2 separate regions of the Homo sapiens genome follow, and region 1 is linked to region 2. The links are chromatin contacts, found by POLR2A ChIA-PET in ENCODE. All regions are on one chromosome and are shown on one strand. The core of a region is the stretch at or near the end of the contact, and the rest is flanking DNA. Distances in the headings are between cores, read along the strand shown.

Region 1 (3,846 bases), core at 219-2,718, 4.6 Mb after region 2:
ATCTGAACCCTGGATTTCTTACCTTGTCAAGTCCTCACCTAGAAGTGGGGGTTGGGTGGGGAATGAGTAAGTGACTGCCTAATGAGATTTCTGGGCATGTTTAATTTCCTTTGGCCTTGCCTTATGAACCCTGAATTCTGGCCGTAGCTTACCGTGGTGAAACAGGAAGACAAGATGGAGATGCTGTTCAAGCACTTCCTGGTGGAAGACAAGAGTCTGAGTGGGGGAGCATCTTATGTGGACTTTCTCTGTCATATGCACAAGGAGATTCGGCAGCTACTGAGCTAAAGCAAGTGGGTAAATGGCATAGGGCCCAGGCTAGCTTCCAGAAAGCACCCCAGGATGTCAGAGAAATTGGGACAGTAACATATCTTATGTAAGCTGACCTCAGTCTCTCTGGGGGGAGGGGGAGATATAAGGAGACACCTTCTTTCTGGGCTCAAGTATCCTGCCACTCTGTCATGTCCTGCTGATGGAAGGTGCCCCTGTTCCCTCATTCTACCCTCTTTTTCCTGCTAATCCTGTCATAATGAATGTAGCTTCTCAGTTCACTGTATATGATTCGGTATTGGGGGTTTGGAGGCACCCAGACCCTGGCAATATTATGTGTCCCTTTGGACCAGTCTCCCAAGAGGAGAGGGGCAGGCAGGAAAGAGTGGGGATCCTAAGGTTACTACAGGGGGCTCAGTGTCATCCACAACTTCCTATATTAGGGATAAAACATATAGGTGCACAAGAGCTGGGGTATAGCCCATAGGTGGTGGAGAGAAAAGTGGTCAGTCCTTCTTGGGCCTGGAGGTTAGCAGTCAAGTTTCTCTGCTTTCACTGCTCGCTCGCTCTCTCCTGCAATGATTGATGATCACTCCGTGGATAGAGAGGCACACTGTCAGAGGTGACCGGAGAACTGAGTTGCAAAATATATTAAGATCTGGTAGAGGTACCAGCTTCCTTTCCAGCTGGAGAGGCCCCAACACTGGATGGTTCTGTAGGGAGCCTAGGGAGCCTGGTCATCAACTTGCAATACCTCACAGAGCCAGTTCACATCCCACTCTGAGCTCCCACGAGAAACACTGCTTCTCCAGGCCCGGGGTTGTTGGGGAGAGAGGCAGAGGCAGCTGGAGCGCCGTTCTCTCCTGCTGGGACACCGCTTGGGCTTTGGTATTGACTGAGTGGCTGACAGTTATCTTCCAACCCCAACTGGCTTGGGGGCAGGACAAGGGCTAGGCTTGATGGTGGCCAGGCTTGCCTGCTCCCCACCTGGGATGCCCCTGCTCTGGACCTCTCATTTCTCTTCATTGGTTTATTTTTCAATGCATCTTTAATTTGTAAAGAAATAAAATAAATTAAGATGTAACCATTAGCCTCATCTTTACTCCCGAAAGCTCACTTTGCTTTTAGTCCTGGCCGTCGGCTGAGCGAGCTGCGCATGCGCCACGTGCCCCCGTGGCGTAGGGCCTCGTCCGGTCACGACTATCCGCTGGGCGGGGTCGGTGCTGGCCGAGGGGGCGCCGGCTGCCGGAGTGGACATGGCGGCCGGCCCCATTAGGGTGGTGTTGGTCCTTCTAGGGGTGCTCAGTGTCTGTGCAGCCAGCGGCCATGGGTCCGTAGCGGAGAGGGAGGCCGGCGGGGAGGCGGAGTGGGCGGAACCGTGGGATGGCGCGGTTTTCCGGCCGCCCTCGGCGCTGGGCGCAGTGGGGGTGACGCGCAGCTCTGGGACGCCGCGGCCAGGGAGGGAGGAGGCGGGGGACTTGCCGGTACTGCTGTGGTGGAGCCCAGGGCTATTCCCCCACTTCCCGGGAGACTCGGAGCGCATCGAGTGTGCGCGCGGCGCGTGCGTGGCGTCCCGGAACCGCCGAGCGCTGAGGGACTCGCGGACGCGCGCGCTGCTCTTCTACGGCACAGACTTCCGCGCGTCGGCCGCCCCGCTGCCGCGCCTGGCGCACCAGAGCTGGGCGCTCCTCCACGAGGAGTCGCCCCTCAACAACTTCTTGCTGAGCCACGGCCCGGGCATCCGCCTCTTCAATCTTACCTCCACCTTCAGTCGCCACTCGGATTACCCGCTGTCGCTGCAGTGGCTGCCCGGGACCGCCTATCTGCGCCGCCCGGTGCCTCCGCCCATGGAACGCGCGGAGTGGCGCCGCCGCGGCTACGCGCCGCTGCTCTATCTGCAGTCACACTGCGACGTGCCAGCGGACCGGGACCGCTACGTGCGCGAGCTCATGCGCCACATCCCGGTGAGTGAGGGCGGGCCGGAGGGAAGGAAAAGGAGAGGGCGGGTTGAGGCCAGGACTCCAGGTGTCCAGGACTCCAGGTGTCCAGGACTCCAGGTGTCCAGGCCTCCAGGGCCGCACCCTCATGACAGCCTTACTGTACCCGGTCTAGGTAGACTCCTACGGGAAATGCCTGCAGAATCGGGAGCTGCCTACCGCGCGGCTACAGGACACAGCCACGGCCACCACCGAGGATCCAGAGCTCTTGGCTTTCTTGTCCCGCTATAAGTTCCACTTGGCCCTGGAAAATGCCATCTGTAACGACTACATGACAGAAAAACTGTGGCGTCCCATGCACCTGGGCGCTGTGCCCGTGTACCGCGGTTCTCCCTCTGTGAGGGACTGGATGCCGAACAATCACTCCGTCATCCTGATTGATGATTTTGAGTCTCCTCAGAAGCTGGCAGAGTTTATTGACTTTCTGGACAAGAATGATGAGGAGTATATGAAATACCTGGCATACAAGCAACCTGGGGGCATCACCAACCAATTTCTTCTGGATAGTCTGAAGCATCGGGAGTGGGGAGTGAATGATCCTTTGCTGCCTAACTACCTCAACGGCTTCGAGTGTTTCGTCTGTGACTACGAACTGGCTCGGCTGGATGCCGAGAAAGCCCACGCGGCCTCTCCCGGGGACAGCCCCGTCTTTGAGCCCCACATTGCCCAGCCCTCACACATGGACTGCCCAGTGCCCACACCTGGCTTTGGCAATGTGGAAGAGATTCCTGAGAATGACAGGTAAGAGTGCTGGGGTCCCCTGCAGCTATCAAATCATTTACTTACTTGCTTACTGTGGGCAATTAAGTAGCACTAGGTGCTGAGCAGGTGCAGGAGGAAATTATCACATGGGCTCATTCTGTATTTAAGGTGTCAACAGTCTAGTTGGGGGGATAAGACAAGCTGAAAAAGCTGAATAGATGTAAAATATAATTCAAGGCAACGTATGAAAATCAGCTTATGTGAACAATGTTTCCAGTAGTGGTTCAAAAAGATTGAACCAGAGTACAGGGCCTGTGCAGACAGGGGAGAGAGAAAATGGGGCAAATAAATAGGGACAAGGCTATAAATATCATTAATACCAGGTTCAGGAGTTTGCACTGCACTAAAAATCAACTCAGCTATTTGAGCACCTTTTATAGAGTGGAAATGGGGTTGGGCAGTAGAGAAGAGCACTTTTAGAGAGGCTTTTCTGCAGTAGTCAGGGGTTACACCTGTTAACCAGCCATAATTTTTTTTTTTAAGCGGCTGTGCTGAGGATGAGCCCCATGTAGTTGGTGCAGGTGGGGACACACTGCCTGTGTAACTAGAAAAACTAGGCATGGCCGGGCACGGTGGCTCACACCTGTAATCCCAGCACTTTGGGAGGTCAAGGGGGGAGGAACACTTGAGGCCAGAGACAATATAATATATAATATAATATATTGACCAGCCTGGACAATATAATAAGAGCCTCTCTGTACAATTTAAAAACTAAAAGCCTGGGGTGGTGGCACATACCTGTAGTCCTGGCTACTTGGGAGGCTGTGGCAGGTGGATTGCTTGAACCTAGGAGTTCAATGCTGTAGTGAGCTAGGAT
Region 2 (3,386 bases), core at 277-2,776:
AGACGGGGTTTCGCCATGTTGGCCAGGCTGGTCTCAAACTTCTGACCTCAAGTGATCCGTCCGCCTCGGCCTCTCAAAGTGCTGGAATTATAGACTGTGAGCCACCATGCCTGGCCCAAATATGTGCATTTAAAGCTACAAATTTTCCTTTTACACAGTGTCACTGCATTCCACAAATTTGATATGTTGTATTATTATCTTTTATTTCAAATTATTTTATTTTTATTATTTTTTATTTTTGAGACAGAGTCTTGCTCTGTCGCCCAGGCTGGAGTGCAGTGGCTCCATCTCGGGCACTGCAACCTCCGCTTCCCGGATTCAAGAGATACTCGTGTCTGACCTCAGGTGATCCACCTGCCTTGGCCTCCCAAAGTGTTGGGATTACAAGTGTGAGCCTCCGTGCCCGGCCTCAACTTATTTTTAAATTTCCATTGATCTCTTCTTTGACCTAGAGATTTGGAATTATGTTGCTTAATTTCCAATATTTCCGGAATTTTCTGGCTTGTTTGGGTTGATTTCTAATTTTAATTCTATTGCGGTTAGAGATGATACTCTGATTTCAATCCTCTTAAATTTGAGGCTCACACTGAGGATTAAGTATAAAAAAATTTTTTTTGATACCTGTTTCATGGACTCGCCTCACAAACTTCTGTTTTAAGGTGGGGTAATTATAGTGCGTTCAGGGATGGATTTTTCTTCTGCTTTGGTTATGCATAGAGTGCACTGTGGCCCTTCAACACTATACTCTGAAATCCCACACAGTATTTTCCTCATCTGGAGGTCCTATAGGCTTACACTAGGGAGGAGGATCCAGTTCAGGCCAGCGTAGTCTTCAGCTGCGCCGTGGGACTTTCGGGGGAGCGCCTTTGCCCTCTCAGAACGGCTGGGCGGAACGGTGGGTTTGTGAGCCCTCCAGGCTCAGGGTGGGTCGCTCAGGGGCCATCTGGGGACTTTGGGAAGCAATGAAAGTTGTACCCTAGGATTTTTTTCTACTGGTCTTCTCTTCAGAGGCGAGAAAGCCAAGTTAAGAAAACCCAGACTCAGAAGGAGGTGGAGCGGGACTGCGTTCAGGCAAGGTGGCAGAACGCCTCGCCGTGGACGAAGAGAGCACATCTCTTCTTGCGAGGCCTAAGGAAGTAGGGCTCCCACTCGCCTCGGCAACCCAAGGACCCAGCCAAGGAGAGAGCCTCCAGATGAATCCTTCCTCTCCTCCTTCCTTCCCAGCCGCTCAAACTTTCACAAAGAGGAACTGGGTGCGGTAAAGAGGCCGGACACGGAACCGCTCGTCCGGTGACCGAAGAGACGGCGAGGAGGAGCCCGCGAACCCGCCTCTGTTCAGGCCCCGCCCACTCGACGTAATTTGCCCGCCCCTCTCCACCCTCCGAAGGGTGGAGCCTGAGGCCCCGCCTCCAAGCGGCCTCTCCCCGGAGTGCCTGGCGGCCAGCAGGGCGGGGCAGGAGGCTGGGAGAGGGACGGGTGCGGGGGTGGGGGAGAGGAAGGGAGCGGTCACGTGTGAGGGGCGGCCCGAGGTCACGTGACGGAGCGCCGGAGCGGAGGGAGCCGGGGCTGGGAGTTCTCCTGAGGGAAGAGGAGTGGAGTAGGGGGGACGCGGCGGCGGCGTTGACAATGGTGAGTGCGCGGCGGCCAGCGCGCTCGCCTCCCGCCCTCGTCCCGGAGCGCGCGGCGGGCCGGCCAACCGCGGGCCGGGCGTCGCCGGAGGAGGGGACGGGGGAGCAGGGCGGGGAGCGGGGTTAGGCCTGTCGGGCCACCCCTGGGTCTGGGAAAAGCTGGCGGCGCCACCTCTTCCCGGTCTCGGCGAGGCCCGAGCACCTACGGGCGGCGGCGTGCTCTCCTGGCCATGTCGGAGCCTCTGCCCGCGTTCTTCGACTGCTTGTTGGGGCTCTGGCTGGGGACTCGGACCCCGCCTCTGCGGGGGCTGGTCGCCGCCTCCCCTTCCTAGGTAGCCAGTCCCTGTTCTCCTCCCGGGCAGCCTCTCTTCCATCCAGGTGGGGCGACCCGGGAGCCCCCCACCTCCGGACTCTTCGGGGGACTTGGGCACTCAGTGTGTCACGAACTTGATAAACTCTGATATTTTAAAACCTGACTATGGTGACATTCTTTGATTTCATGACCCCAGTTCAGGCTTTCTGTTGACACTTGTAAAATGGGAGAGAAAAATAAAAGGACGTTGGAATGGGGGATATCTTTAACTCCAGAGACACCCGTTTGGTGCCCGCCGTTTTAAGCATTGGCTCTCATTTCCGTCCGCAAGCTATTTCGCTGAACTTAACGCTCTGGGTTGTTGAAACGGCCTATGAGGCAGAGGAGGGAGGGGAATCAGTGCTCTCACCACAGTCCGCGGAAGCACTAGCCTGGGCATTGTGGTATTTAGCTGGGTGTCGGCAGTCTCTAGGTTAGATCTCATTTTACCCATTTTCTGGTAGTAGTCGTCAGTTCTCTTCATTTAGCGCCTACTGTATGCTCTCCTAATACTACCTGCTCTTCCCAAAGCTCACTGATTCAATAGACTGCTTGAGACTTTTGGCTTAAAAGGCCGAGCCAGGTATATTTTTAAAAAGCTACTTTGAATAAATAACTTTTAATTTCAGTAATGATGTTGCTTTCAAAACAAAACAAAACAAAATCCAGACATTCATGTTCATTCTTAGAGCTTTTTTTCTTTCATTCAACAAATAATTGCTCAGGTGTGCCTAGGGGACCCCAGTAAAATGGAAACAGCGCCTACCTGCTCTCGTAGCTTACAATGTAGGGAGAGATAAACATTTATTTGTGTAAATTATTTGTTTAACGTGGAAATTAGAATTGTGACAGATACTAAGAAGGAAGTATTGGGGGACCTTGCCTAGTCAGTGTTAGGGCAGGCTTCTTTAATTGAATATCATTTGAAAAGAAAACTTAAAAGGTCCTCCTATTTTTTGCTTACATTTGTAATTATTACTTTTAATACGCTTTTTTGAATTATGTTCAAGAGCAGTTTATATTTTCAAGTTACCCAAACAGAAACTAAATTGTAAAACTTTAAAACACTGAAATGGTCACAGATGTAATATATGTATGAAAATTTGCTGTTTCATTGCTTGTGTATGGGCTAAGTGAATGAATTTTGAGAGTCAGCCTTCCACCTCAGAAATGCAATGAGTTGCATTTCTTTACATCCACTGGACTTAGTGAAATTCCTTCAGTGGGGACTAAAAAGTTGCCTTTTTATGTATCTACCATGTATTTTTGCTAATTGGTAATGCTCAATATTGGGTTCAGAAATTATATGAAAAATCCTAAATTAACCTAAAGTCAGTGATAGGAGGTTTAGGCCAAGATTAGAAAACTATAAAAACAATTGCTAGCATGTTTTTATAGTCATATAT

The links. ChIA-PET counts read pairs that join two places held with the same protein, here RNA polymerase II (POLR2A).
Region 1: POLR2A ChIA-PET joins it to region 2 with 19 read pairs in activated naive CD4-positive, alpha-beta T cell. The contact joins the promoter of POFUT4 here to the promoter of VPS26A in region 2. POLR2A ChIA-PET finds 5 or more read pairs at or near these places in 2 of 52 experiments (activated B cell and activated naive CD4-positive, alpha-beta T cell).

Annotation. Positions count from the first base shown.
Region 1 is chr10:73,770,808-73,774,653 of GRCh38, forward strand. POFUT4 (protein O-fucosyltransferase 4) reads left to right here and starts at 1,469. Exons shown (of 3, transcript NM_173540.3): 1 at 1,469-2,234; 2 at 2,383-3,008. The coding sequence starts at 1,527. SEC24C (SEC24 homolog C, COPII component) reads left to right here. Exons shown (of 23, transcript NM_198597.3): 23 at 148-1,354. The coding sequence ends at 288. RefSeq lists enhancers at 1,191-1,370, 1,961-2,070, 2,356-2,886, 2,731-2,780 and a silencer at 1,701-1,750.
Region 2 is chr10:69,122,652-69,126,037 of GRCh38, forward strand. VPS26A (VPS26 retromer complex component A) reads left to right here and starts at 1,527. Exons shown (of 9, transcript NM_004896.5): 1 at 1,527-1,629. The coding sequence starts at 1,627. RefSeq lists enhancers at 761-1,120, 1,985-2,491 and a silencer at 1,381-1,780.